2 separate regions of the Homo sapiens genome follow, and region 1 is linked to region 2. A link is a contact called in ENCODE Hi-C data. All regions are on one chromosome and are shown on one strand. The core of a region is the stretch at or near the end of the contact, and the rest is flanking DNA. Distances in the headings are between cores, read along the strand shown. Region 1 holds the start of LINC01152 (long intergenic non-protein coding RNA 1152). Region 2 overlaps LINC00511 (long intergenic non-protein coding RNA 511).

What was found. A loop is a pair of places that touch in the nucleus more often than their neighbours do. Pooled maps may share reads with other maps.
Region 1: a loop to region 2 is called in a pooled map, with 3 times the contacts of the local background. The contact joins the promoter of LINC01152 here to the enhancer-like site in region 2. A Hi-C loop is called at or near these places in 3 of 37 single-sample maps with no recorded cell type and 2 of 50 pooled maps.

What each region holds. Positions count from the first base shown.
Region 1 is chr17:72,027,312-72,034,004 of GRCh38, reverse strand. LINC01152 (long intergenic non-protein coding RNA 1152) reads right to left here and starts at 3,351. Exons shown (of 3, transcript NR_110132.1): 1 at 3,154-3,351. RefSeq lists an enhancer at 3,456-4,226.
Region 2 is chr17:72,610,597-72,617,672 of GRCh38, reverse strand. All of the region lies in intron 3 of LINC00511 (long intergenic non-protein coding RNA 511), which reads left to right. Among named protein-coding and RNA genes, the nearest start is that of LINC00673, 21 kb to the right of the region's middle. Within about 2 kb of position 2,477, at least 11 of the 41 ENCODE cell types and tissues checked have a DNase peak (open chromatin) inside an H3K27ac peak, as active enhancers do.

The sequences.
Region 1 (6,693 bases), core at 2,102-4,601, 580 kb after region 2:
TAAATTGGCATAATTTTGTGCACAATCCAGGGAGAAGAAAAAGAAGACCAGAAGCTTGCAAACCATTCGAGAGAAGGAAGGGAGCTTTGTCATGTTGCCATCTGAGGCAAGTATACTTGGGATGGGACAGGCAAGCTGAATAGGAATGAAAAAGAGCACTTGGTCAACAAACACACAAATCTATTAAGGTTTTTCAAGAAAGAGAGACAAAATTCAGCATGGTTCACCAAAAAGAAAAAGAAAAGAAAAAAATTATGTCCAGAACTCTCCCAATTGTCCTGCTAAATACACACACACACACACACACACACACACACACCAGCCTATAATCCCCCCTACCCCGCCCCCCACCTCATGCCCCTATCCTGTTGATCTTTCCTCACTTAAAAATTATCAGAAAAGAATTTATTCATTTGGGAGGATTCCAGGCACTACATTTATGTTGCGTTCAGATGAAATGGGATCCAGACTTTTCAAACCGTACTGTTTTACAGATAAAACACAAAGGCAGAACTTCATTATCTGGAGACACTGCCCTTTCTTTTTTCTCCTGCCTTTTGTTTCTGAGCAATTTTAAGCTTGTTTGGAAAGTATCATAACAGGGGCAGAGCGTTTTTTACCACATCTATTTCAGGAGGGTTTTTAATACAGAATAATAAAATTATTGCTAAACAGATGGAAGAGTTTTACTAAAGCTGGAAAAGACACTTTTGCTAATACACCCTATAGGCTGATCTCAATTCTCTCATTGTTAAGAATGCTTGGTCTAAGAGAGTCTTATTTATGTGCCAAATGGCTTTATTAAATCATTATATTAACACAGAAAAAGTCCTATTACAATGGCTGTCTCTGTATGATCAAAACTTGTCCGTGATCCTGCTGATAGCCTATTTATTCTGAAATTTAAAAAGGTAACATTCCAGTACAGCCTAATGTTTGGCCAAGTTTTACAAAATTCATTATAATATGGCTGGAAGGGTTACTATGTCCTAGCCAGGGAAGGCCTAAGTTTTATCAGGGCAGTAGTCCCCTGACAAAAAGAAAACTGTGAAAAAGAGACCTCTCATCCACTCATAGAAATTAATCCCTGGCAACATTGTAATGATTTCACCTGTAGAAATACAATGGGTCTGTGATTTCTACTTTGATTAATAAAAAAGCAAACAAAAACAAAAACGCAGGGTAATCTCAGTGCTTTGGGAGGCTGAGGCAGGAGGAACACTTGAGGCCACAAGTTTGAGACCAGCCTGGGCAACATAGCAAGACCCTGTCAATACAAAAAAATTAAAAACTTAGTTAGGCATGGTAGCTTGTGCCTGTAATTTCAGCCACTCAGGAGGCTGAGGTGGGAGGATTGCTTGAACTTGAGAGTTTGAGGCTACAGTGAGCTATGATCATGCCACTGCACTCCAGCCTGGGTGACAGAGCAAGACTCTGACCCCGACCTACAGCCCCCCGCCGACCAAAAAGAATCCCAGTGGCAAATTCAAAGGCAAATTAATTGCACTGGTGAACCAGGACTATGGCATGTGAAAAGAGTTTAAAAAGCCAGGAGAAGCAAAGTTTGTTGTATACTGGATTTTGAAACCGAATAAACACAGACGCACACACAATTTTTGAATGTAAAATTAATACATGTTGATTGTAGAGAAAAAAAATCACTCCTAAGCCTACCACTGAGAAAGCATATGTGTTTTGGCTGCCCAAGATTGATTTCTGCCTTCATGTGGAAGTAAGCTTTAAAGGCTCTGTGTTAGGGCATAGTCTAGAAACATGGGGCCCAAGGGCACCGGGAAAACTTACAAAGGGAAGAGATGGAACTGGGAGGGTTCAAGCTACCAGTTCCATCTCTCCATGTTTTAGAGAATTGGGGCACTAAGTCAGCCAGGTAAGGTCAGGTCAGAGGAGGGCCCGGATGAAGCATGAGATGCAGAGGGACAGTGCGTGAATGGAGACCTTGGGTAGCACCAACGTGTAGCGGCAGAGGTGGGGTGGATGTGGCTGATGTCAGGGAGAGAATGGGGAGCATGCACAGGGCTCAGTCTTATACATACATTGAAAATCCTTTAGCCTTTCAAAGATTATTAACCCAAATCACCTTTCTTGCTTACTCCAGATGCCTCAGCCTCTGATATAATTGCTAAGTATCTGCCGTGTTAAAAATAAACATTTGAGAATCAAGGGTGATTTTTCTCTTTTCTTTTGAATTGTAATTGCGATGTACTCATGGCCTGCCATGACGTGAGGTCTGGCTTAGATTAGCCCCTGGCTGAGAGACCCATGCTAATTTAGTGCCTGCAATTATGCCTGCCTCTAATCGTGTTCTGCTCTTTGTAGGATGTACCCTTTGCAATAGAAGCAACGGTTATGCTGGGTCATCTATACTTTCTTGCCCCAGGCCGCTTGTGACACACATTGGTGAGACAACTGGCCAGGATTAGGGGTATGATCTGTGACCCTGAAACAGAGTGAAATTGATTGGCAATGAGGGATGAGGGGGGTGATCCTATTAAAATTATAAGCACCGTAAGTATTCTAATATCTGACCCCTCACTGTAATGGATGTGCACCTACCTCCCAGCCATAAAAATGCTTCCAATAAAAGAATCAAAAACGAAAACATGCAGAAAAACTTTTATGTATGAGTGCATTTGTCTGAGGTGTCATCCAGCTGTAGCTTCAGAGTAGGGGTGCACATGTCAATTGAGAATGATCAGCCTTTGCTTTCTGTCTGCAGAGGCTGGCAAAGGGGAAACAAGCTGCATAGTTTAGTGCTGGCAAAATAAACCACTATGCAGTTATAAACAAGAGTGGGTGGGTGAGTTGAAAGATGGGTGGATGGGTGAGTGGGTTGGTCCCCTTCCTGATGTATAAAAACAGAACTCCTAGGTTTGGGGTTCATGTTACAATTGGACTCCAGGAAAACAGACTATACATTCAAAATCTAAACCAGTTTTAAAGTATAAATTAAAAAGTATTTTCCCTCTAGCACATTTAGATATTATTGTTTACTAAGAGAAAGAAGAACAGGCTACATGCCGTCTTCGATAGCTCCCTCATGCTCCTAGATCCACAAATGATACCAGGGAAGCCACTGCTTGCCTCTGTGCCTTTGGGGAGGCGGAGGTTGTAGGGGGAAGTCTGAAAGCTCACCATCACGGAGCTCCAACTCCTTCTTCCTGGGATGCGGCACTTGCCTGTGAAGCCACAGGAGGCTGGAGGGGTAGAGGCTGGGGGCAGGAAGAGGAGGAAGTGAGGAAGGGGGCGATGCCCGGGAGGGCTCTGGGAGAGTAACCAATTCCTTCACTGGGGGCAGGCGGGAGTCTCCAGGGTCACTATGGGGCAACCTGTGAAGGGAAGGGAGGAAAGGGATTTCCGGAAGTCTCCCGCTCTCCCTCCTGCCTGCTTCCCTCCTTCCCCTAGCGGTTGATTGCGAGGAGCAGCGGAAGGAAGGATGTATCAAACCGAAAGAAGAAAGAACCCCTGCCAGTCGCCCCCATGACATCCGACTCTGAACGGCAGCGATCTAGAGGCTGTGGCGTGTTGCAGATTAACAGCAGCGAGGGCAGGAGGCAAATCAGATGCCGCAGGAGCTGACTGTTTTCTTTAGCCCTGAGAGCTGACTGTAGGCACAGGTTGCATATCAAAGGCAACGGGAATCAGTCTGTGGCAATATTACATCAGGTCCTGGACTGGTGGTGGTGTTGGTTGCGGGGGTGGGCGGTGGGGTCCAAGTCCTAAAAGATGTCAGTCAAACACCAGCTGAGCTTCTAGACCTCCTTCTGTGGCCCTTCTTCTGATCAAGTATGCAAATAATAATACAGTCAGGCTCTACCTCCTGCAATTAGCACAGGGGAGGGCTGAGTAACTGGGAGGACTTAGCCTTCTCCCTGTGGTTATCTTGTAAGGCTTTGAAGTGTAACTTTTGTTTTGTTTTGCTTGCTTTCCCCCTGCATAGAAATTTCCCTTAAGGGAAGGGTGGGTCTAAACTACCTTTAAAATGAGTTTCCACTCCCTGAACAAGGCTTGTAAAAGCTTGAGAGAAAATGCCAGGGGAAAGCATGGAAACTTTCTGGGGATAAACTATGGGTCTCCACCTTTGCACTTAATCAGGGGACAGCCACTAACCCCAGTAGCTGCATGCTTTCTGCCACCTTCATCTACCTGAGCAAAACTTCAAGGACATGTTTATGCTGAATCTCCAGAGAGAGCAATAGAAGCCCAGCTTGAGGGAAATGACTGGACCTTGATTACTTAGGATAAAAAGAGATCAATTTATGGTAGGACTATCTATTTATGTCTGCACATTCATCAGGTTTGCCTAGGAAAGGAGTCTCAGAAAATGTGTTGGAATTGGGCACTTCTGATGTCTATCCTATTCCTTGTCTTGGTTGATAACACTTTCTCCAGTCCCCAGATCTCATTTTAGGAAATGAGACTTGTTATCAGGCATCCTAGAGCCTCCATATTTTTCTGAGTCTTTCTGTGTCTGCCGGCACCATTGACGTTGTTACTATTGCTGGTTTTCCTCTTATATTTTCTGTGAAAATGCTTAGGAGCTTTTAAGAACTGGTGGCCACCAGAGAGGTTAAACATTATAAACAATATAAAGCAAAGGAATCTTAGTGTGCTGTCTTTGGGGTGTGTCATTGCTGTACAGCTTCTCTTTTTTTCCTAAAAAACCCTAATCATCTTCTGTGGTGGGAGGGGTTGGAGTTGAAGGGATGGCTAGTTGAGGTGGGGGCAATTTGTGCTGTACCTGTCTCTGACAGTCTTTTAATTTTTCATTCGTCTATGCAAATTTATTGTAAAAGAGGTATGGCTTTTTCATTCTTTCACTCATTGACTTAGCCATTCAACAAACATATATCCAGCATGTGCCTTGAGTAGGACAAGGCTGAACACTGTTTTTAAAAGGTATGTTTCTGTAAAGATGCACTCTTCCCTGACCACCAGACCCTGCCAAACCTTTGAGAGAGTGTCTCTGAGAAGGAATGAGCAAGGGAAAATATCCCATTAGAAGGGAACTCTTGGGTCCTCACCCCTCCTGAGATAGAGATGAATAAGGGCATCTTCTAAAGCACTGAGAACTGTTAAGCTGTCCTTAAGCGGGTGAGGGATATGACTTTTGAAAATAATAGTAAAAACAGTTTATGTGGGGATAGTTTATGAGAGTTCACAGAACCCTTTCATGTGTGTTACTAGAATGAGTGTTGGGTTGAAGATTAGGCAGACATGCTCCCAATAATACTTTTGAAGCGCTGGACACATGCTGTGTTTCACCAAGAAGTTAGCAATTGTTCATAGTTGTAGTATCTGTGACACAGGTCCCAAATGTTCAGATTAGCTAACGTGACCAAAGAGGAGAGGCTTGACATCTCTTTCGCTTGGTTCCATCTCCTTATTTTGTCACTCAACCTAGTGTGTGTGGTCATCCGTTCACAAAACAAAACAGAGATGAAAAACCAACTTAAAAAAACAGGGCTGGGCACGGTGACTCACGCCTGTAAACCTAGCACTTTGGGAGGTCGAGGCAGGCAGATCACGAGGTCAGGAGATGGAGACCATCCTGGCTAACACGGTGAAAACCCGTCTCGACTAAAAATACAAAAAATCAGCTGGGCGTGGTGGTGGGTGCCTGTAGTCTCAGCTACTGGGGAGGCTGAGGCAGAAGTATCGCTTGAACACAGGAGGCAGAGGTTGCAGTGAGCCAAGATTGCACCACTGCACTCCAGCCTGGGCAACAGAGTGAGACTCTGTCTCCAAAAAAAAAAAAAAATGTATATATAATATATATAAAAATATATACATAATATATAAAATATATATTTTATATATTTTATATATAATATATAAAATACATATGTATTATATATTAAAAATATACATAAATATATATAGAGAGAGTGATGATTTTAGGGAACAAGTCTGATTTCAGGATTTTGGGTTGCTTCTGTTCCTCTGGGTGTTTTCTTGGACCCAGAGTCAATATTTAAAACAAAACAAAACAAAAACACCTACCAATTCTCAAGTTTTGACCCTTGTGTCATTTATCATCAGAAGTCATGGGATGCACAATTATAGGACCCAGGATTGAGTTAATCTTTGAGGGATAAATTGTGGCACATTCTGTTTTTGAGGGCTGTTGCAAATCTAAATATCTTTGTCAGTGATTTATGATCTTCTGTGATTGTTTATTTAGTTTCCTTGGTCAAAAAAAAAAAAAAAAAGGCAGCTTTTAGGGTCAGCCTTCTGTGAACAGCGGCTGGACATCTCAACAGCCTCAGCCCAGCCTTGGGCTTCTGCTGAGATGCAAGCATAATGACCAGGAATGTGATCTATCCCCAGCCAGATGGTCAATAGCTGGAAATACTACTCCCTCCACGGTAATTACAATCTAGGGGAGGTTGAGAGGGAGGATCAGCAAATCTGGTTGATCTGAATGGATTTCCACTCCACGTTCAAGCATTTTGGGTTTGAGAAAACCCCCAACACTTCGAGCCCTGGGCATTTTTTCCATTAATATTTTAAATTGATGTTCATGTCAAGGGAAATTTAATACATAGGTTTCTGATTCATTTACACTTAACTCATCAAAATATTGTTCTGTAAGAAGTGATTGGTGTCCAAGAAATCTTAAGAGCCTTTTTATAAGCTTTTAAACTTCTTTTAAACGTTAAGAAACAGAAGTTA
Region 2 (7,076 bases), core at 1,228-3,727:
TGCCCAGTGCTAGGTGCTTTCCATGAATTCACTAATTCCTGAAACCCACAGGTAGGTCCTTTTATTGCCCCTCTACAGAGACGAGAAAAACTGGGTCTTGCTGAAATTAAACATCTTGCCCAAGGTAACGTAGCTCCGAAGTAGCAGAGACAGGAATTGAAATTGCAGAGCTTCCTCTCGAAGCCTCTAGATGCTAGCCTACGTCTTCAAAGATGCCCATCAATCAGAGATGTAGGACAGTCTTATCTCTGGAATCTTCCTTGGTCTTCTTGTTCTGGCATTGATCAGCTGGTGTGTCATACACACACACACAGGCACACACGTACACACACACATTATATATATGCATACATGCCATGCATACACATCACATACAGGTACAAGCACACGCATATGCACAAACATTGCACATCACACACATCTACACACACATTACATACATGCACATGCACATCACATACACGCACACACTACAGATATAATCCCTCCCCAACTCCTCCACAGCCCCCCACCACAAACCTTTAAGGTACTGACATGACTGTAACAGAGTCATTGACCCTCAGTGGATTCTCCACCCCTGGACAACTGTGGAAAGACCAGTGGCATTCCTGGGAGTACTTTGACGGTTGTACAGGGCCCAGCAACTCTTGGCTGCCACAGCCCCCTGAAAAACAATGGCCTTGAAGTTGTCCACCCTCACTGCGCTGGGCTACACTCATTGGGTCATGCTTCATTTTTGCAGAAGGCCCTTCTGTGAGTACTTTAAATTCCTGAAAAAGCTCATTACATTTTGCCATGGTCCTGAGATGGTGACTGGGGACTGTCCCTGCTCTCATTGACTTGACTGAATTGAGGTCCAGATTAAGCCATAAAACAAAACCCAAAATGCAACCTCCCAAGCCCCCAACATGCCAAGACTGGCAGAAATTCTGAGACCAGGTAAAAGATGCTGCGCCCCCTCAAGTCTGTTCAATGATCAGGCGGGGACTAGGGAATGCTGGTTTGACTGGTGGGCTCCTCCCCTGCCTTCTCTGTTGGGGGTCGTGTTTGCTTTGTGTTCTTGGCCACAGGGTTAGCAGGAAGGAGATCACCAATGCATCGTTGCATGTGCTGTTCTTTGATTTTTCTCCATTCTTCACCCTGGAAGAAGGAGTGAATTTATGGACCTGTTATGGACTGACAGATGCCCTCTGCAGAATTAGAGGCAGCCTGGGATGGAGGTTGGGTTCTGAGACTTACATCTTGAGCAGGATTTCTCAGTCTCAGCACTGTGACATTTGAGGCTGGATCATTCTTTATTATTATTATTATTTTGAGACAGAGTCTTGCTCTGTTTCCCAGGCTGGAGTGCAATGGCTGGATCATGGCTCACTGCGACCTCCACCTCCTGGGTTCAAGCGATTCTCCTGTCTCCACCTCCCGAGTACCCGGGATTACAGGCGCCTGGCACCACACCCGGCTAATTTTGTAATTTTAGTAGAGATGGGGTTTCACCATGTTGATCAGGCGGGTCTTGAACTCCTGACTTCAGGTGATCCAGGTGATCCACCCATCTCGGCCTCCCAAAGTGCTGGGATTACAGGCATGAGCCACCACACCCGGCCTGGATCATTCTTTATTACAGGGTTTTGTCCTGTGCCTTGTAGCGTGGTGAGTAGCATCCTGGCCTCTACCAACTAAATGCCAGTACCACCCTGGCTTCCCAGTTGTGACCATGAAAAACCTCTCCAGACGTTGCCCAGTGTCTCCAGAGTAGGGGGAGGGGCAAAAGTGTGTGGGTTGAGGAGCACTCATAGAGACGACTTCAAAGTTTTGGAGCACGACTGACTTCCTGCCAACAGTCACTCTGCCCCTCAGTCCCTTTGCTTCTCTCTCCATCCTTGCCCTTCCCATCTGTTCAATGGGCACTTCGATGGCCATGAACTAAACCATTTACTCTGTGAGTCAGGAGGAAAGCAAAACCCCAGCCACATCTCACGCTGGAGAAACAGGACTTTCTTTCCTTTCCCCTCAAAGTTCTAGTTTTCCGCAAGGTCCCCAGATGGCCAGCTGAGAGCCTCTCGTCCACTCTGCAGGCGGGGACAAGCAAGCAACACAAACACCCTCTGTCCTTCCTCCAAAGGGAGAAAAGAGTTTTCCTCCCTCCCTCCATCCTTCCCCTCCCCTTTCAGAAACTCTTGGGTTGTGTTCACCGCCACCCCCGCCCCCGCAACCCGGCCCCACTCAGTCCGCTTACACTGCCGACCCCTCCCCAGCCATTCCCCGTTCACTTCCCTCCCCTTCCCCTGGTACACCTGACTTATTTATTTATTTATGGCTGGAGTATTTGAGCTCAGGGTTAGTTCGAGTCTATTAAGTTTGCTCCTTTTCCTGCCTGGGAACCCGGGTAATGAGTAACCATAGCGTGCTTTGGGCAGCTGTCTCCGACAAACCGAGAGACGCCGTGGGAGCCGCATAAGGGAGCGTTTGTTCTGTGCCTTCTCAATAGTTCCTTGTGCAGGAGGCAGGGTGATGGGAGGGAGGGAGGGAGAAGGGAAGAAAGAGACAGACACTAAATCACTGCACTTTTGACAATTCCTCTCTTCTCTCCCACCACCCATCCTCCCCCACCTACACCGATCAGATCTTTGTGGTGGACTTAAGACTTTAAGACTTTTGTTGCTGTTTCCATGAGCCTGGGGAGAGGCTCCTGTGTACCTCGTGGGGGTACTTTTGGGTGAGTTGCAGACTATATGGGGCCTGAGGGCTGATTTTTAACATGGGGATGGTTTAGGTGTCCTGGATCTCTCCCACTGTGTGTGTAAATTAACACAATGCCTATTGTTCCCTAGTTCATTTAATGATCCAATAAATCTCTAGGTATCTATTCCCAACCTTGTGGCCTAGATATGCTATAAAGCTGTTTGAAAAGTGCTTTCATAAAGCAGTCCAAGTGTATTACGGGATTAGTCATATGCCCCACAATCAACATGGGACTCGTTAGGGCCTTCCTTGATTTGTATCATTATGTAGACAAGAGAGACAGGCCAAGAAATATATTGTACATACGGCTTTTGGAAAATATCCTAAGTGATAGCCACATTCATTCATTCACTGCATGGGGATTTAGCATCCACTATGTGCCAGCTGTTTGGCTAGGTCTCAGGGGCAACTACGGAAATGAACAGGGCATGACTCTGGCTCTCAAATTTGCAATGGGGTAAGGAAAATAAGAAAGAACCCATGTCCCCGAATTACGGTAATATAAGTTAAGCTGGAATATGTGCCATAAGAAAGGTACAAGCAGAATATCTAGAGAGAGGGGAGGAGGGAAGATGAAAATATTTTGGGAGCATGAAAGAAAGCTTGGCTTCAGGAGAAAAAGATGAAGGGCAGCCCCTCCTCCAGGCAAAGGAAAGGTTTTAGCCAAGAAATGAAGGCAGGCAAGCATGGGGCATATTTGGGGAACAAGGAAGGGCTGGGTTGGTTGAGACATGGGCAGATGAATCACCATCCATGCTGTGTTTTAGACAGATTAATCAGGCTGTGGTGTGTAGGGTACATTTAAAGGGGAAGAGATTAGAGATGACAGTTAGAAGTAGATGCCACCGGTCTAGTTGGAAGAAAATGAGAAAAGACAGGATGGGTAAGATGGTGGAGTGTAGGATTGTGGAGGGAGGGGGTAGCAACTGACCACATGTCGAAGAGGGCACAGTGGAGGTAGCCCTGAGGCTTTAAGCCTGGGTGGCCAGGAAGAGAAATCTGGAAAAATAGCATGACACATCATCAGGAGGTCCAAGAATGGTTCAGAACTGAGTAGCAGGATCAGTGGTCTGGTTTGGATGTGCTAGATCTGAGAGGCACCGAGGGACAGATGTCTGAAAGCCAAGTGGCAACAGAGGTCTAGAGCTGGGGGGGATGTCAGGGGCGCTGTCTCTCCCTAGCATCCCCCTCTAACGCTGGCACGAGAGTGGAAACTCACCCTTGAAACGTGAGCTGGATCTCCTTCCTTTGCCCATCCAGATCTTGTCTCCATTTCACCCCTGATCTGTGCCCCAAGAGCTGCCCTTGTAGGGATTGCATCAGCAGGCTCCCTTGGCCACTGGATTCCAGCTGAGTTCAGCAAGTGGAGCGAATAGCAGAAGATTAGAGGGTGGAAGGAAAGTAGCCTCAGTTTCTGGCAGGCTGTCCTTTCTCCGCAGCTGCTGTCTCTGGGTTCTGGAAACATTCTGCTCTCCTTGCCCCGTCTGACTTCAGAGGGTGGGGGTCATGCCTTCCCACCACTGCTGGCCCCATGAACCTGCACTCTCCCTTGTTGGTTCCTTGAACTCTGCCCATCCCATAATACATCATCTCTGTCTTAAGCTCTTTTCAGTCCCCCAAAGTGGTTGTGCTGTTTGTATCCTGTTAGGACCCTGATTCATCCAAAAACTGGAGTCAAAAGTCACACAGGGCCGGGCACGGTGGCTCACGCCTGTAATCCCAGCCCTTTGGGAGGCCAAGGTAGGCAGATCACTTGAGGTCAGGAGTTCGAGACCAGCCTGGCCAACATGTTGAAACCTCAGCTCTACTAAAAATACACAAATTAGCTGGACGTGGTGGTGCATGCCTGTAGTCCCAGCTACTCAGGAGGCTGAGGCAGGAGAGTTGCTTCATCCTGGGAGGTGGAGGTTGCAGTTAGCCCAATCACGCCACTGCACTCCAGCCTGGGCAACAGAGTAAGACTCTGTCTCCAAAAAAAAAGACACACAGAACAAATCCTTTTTCTCTTCTTTTATGCATGGTATTTCTGCTCAAACAGAGGCCTTATAATAATGGAATGGACAAATAATTATTACAATTGAGAAAAGTTTCATCAACTGAAGCAGTTTGCAAATTTTCTAGGTTTCTTCTATCATTCAGATTATTAATGTACCAGTTGTTGATCTCTTTCTCTTTAACATTTCTGGAGTTTTCTCTGTCATCCTTTGTCGGCTTCTGACTTCCCCAGGGGACTTCACATCTTTCTTTTAGTGCTGAGGTGAGTTGCTCCAACTGAAGCTCCTCTTTTTGAGCGGCTTCCACCTTCGTTCCTCTGGCAGTGCAGAAGCAGGCCGTTTGCCCTGGTGAGCTACCTCCAATTGAACCATCATCATCTGAGCATCAGAGAATTCTGAGCAGGAAAATTGAGACTTGTTCCAATTTATTGAGACTTCTTCCAAAACTTAGGAAAATGTTTAGCCGGAAGATAGTCTGTAAGTATCTGTCTGTTTTAAAATACAGGCATGCACACCATGCCATGATAGCTTTCCCGTCTCAGTAGTTGCTGTGACTGTCTTTGTGTTTTGTTTTGTTTTGTTTTGTTTTGTTTTGAGACAGAGTCTTGCTCAGTTGCCCAGGCTGGAGTGCAGTGGCGTGATCTCGGCTCACTGCAAGCTCCGCCTCCCAGGTTCACGCCATTCTCCTGCCTCAGCCTCCTGAGTAGCTGGGACTACAGGGACCCGCTACCATGCCCAGCTAATTTTTTTTTTTTTATTTTTAGTAGAGATGGGGTTTCACCATGTTAGCCAGGATGGTCTCGATCTCCCGACCTCATGATCCACCCGCCTCAGCCTCCCAAAGTGCTGGGATTACAGGCGTGAGCCACCGCGCCCGGTCATGTTTTGTTTTTTGAGACTGAGTTTCACACTTGTCGGCCAGGCTGGAGTGCAATGGGGTGATCTCAGCTCGCTGCAACCTCTGCCTCCTGGGTTCAAGCAATTCTCCTGCCTCAGCCTCCCAAGTAGCTGGGATTACAGTCACCTGCCACCATGCCCAGTTATTTTTGTATTTTTAGTAGAGACAGGGTTTCACTATGTTGGCCAGTCTGACCTCAGGTGATCCACCTGCCTCGGCCTCCCAAAGTGCTGGGATTACAGGCGTGGGCCACTGTGCCCGGCCAGCTGTGACTGTCTTTATCATGACCTCTTAATGCATGGATTGGGAGCTGCAAGGAGTAGATCCCCAAGTGGGACTAGCATGGATCCCAAGGTATTTATTGGAAGGATTATGTCAAAACAAAGCAACAACAACAATCAAGAAAGAATGAAATATCAACCGGAAGGACAGAAAGAATATAGTCCATCTTCTGGGCATGTGTGGAATGAGTTTTCTCTGCACGGAGCTTTCTTCTCTCTCTTTACAGATCTGCTTTCTTCATTTGGGAGGAAACATGAGCACCCTCTTGCCCTTGACTTTTACATCTTGCAGCTTTCACTGAGGGCGAGCTTCCCTTATTCGGTTCTAGTCAGCCAAATCTCAAGGCAGGACTCTGATTGGATTAGCTAAAGTCAGATGCCCATCCTTGGACCCGTCAACTGTAGCCAAGGGGAGGAAGAAGGCCATGCACCAACAGAGCTGCTCCTGCCAGAACCGTGGGACGAGGTGGGAAGCGTTGTTCTCAAAGGAGGAGCGGGTACCAGGCGGAATAATTTGCATTATAGGTATTCTAAAGCAGCAATTAGTTTTAGAAACAAACTTATCACATAAAGAGACTCTCAGCTCAACAAACACTATTTGATATATTCACAATTTAATAGAAGCTCTCAGTTCAATAAACAAATATATGAACTGAGTAACTGCAGTGTTGATGTAGGAACAAATCATTATTTTCTGATTGTTGATGGACATGATAAGCAGAGTCTACTACTGAGATGGGAAAGCCATCATGGCACAGTGTGCATGCCTGTATTTTAAAACAGACTGACACAGACTATCTTCCAGCTAAACATTTTCTTAAGTTTTGGAAGAAGTCTCAGTATACTGGAAAAGGTCCAATTCTCCTGCTCAGAATTCTCTTCTGTACAGTGCTGGGTGCATAGTATACATCAGAGAAATCTGCTTCTAAAGGTGATAAATAATAGGTGTGTTAAATTAGTAAATTATATTATCTACTGGAAGTTGATAAGTGCTACTGAAAAAGAAAAGGAAAGCAGAGTTGAGACAATCTCCAGTGCTGGAGGGAGGCATGGCCATTGGGTTGCAATTTTAAATAGAGGCTGAGAGCTCTTTAAAAAGGAGACATTTGGGGCCGGGCATGGTGGCTCACACCTGTAATCCCAGCACTTTGGGAGGCTGAG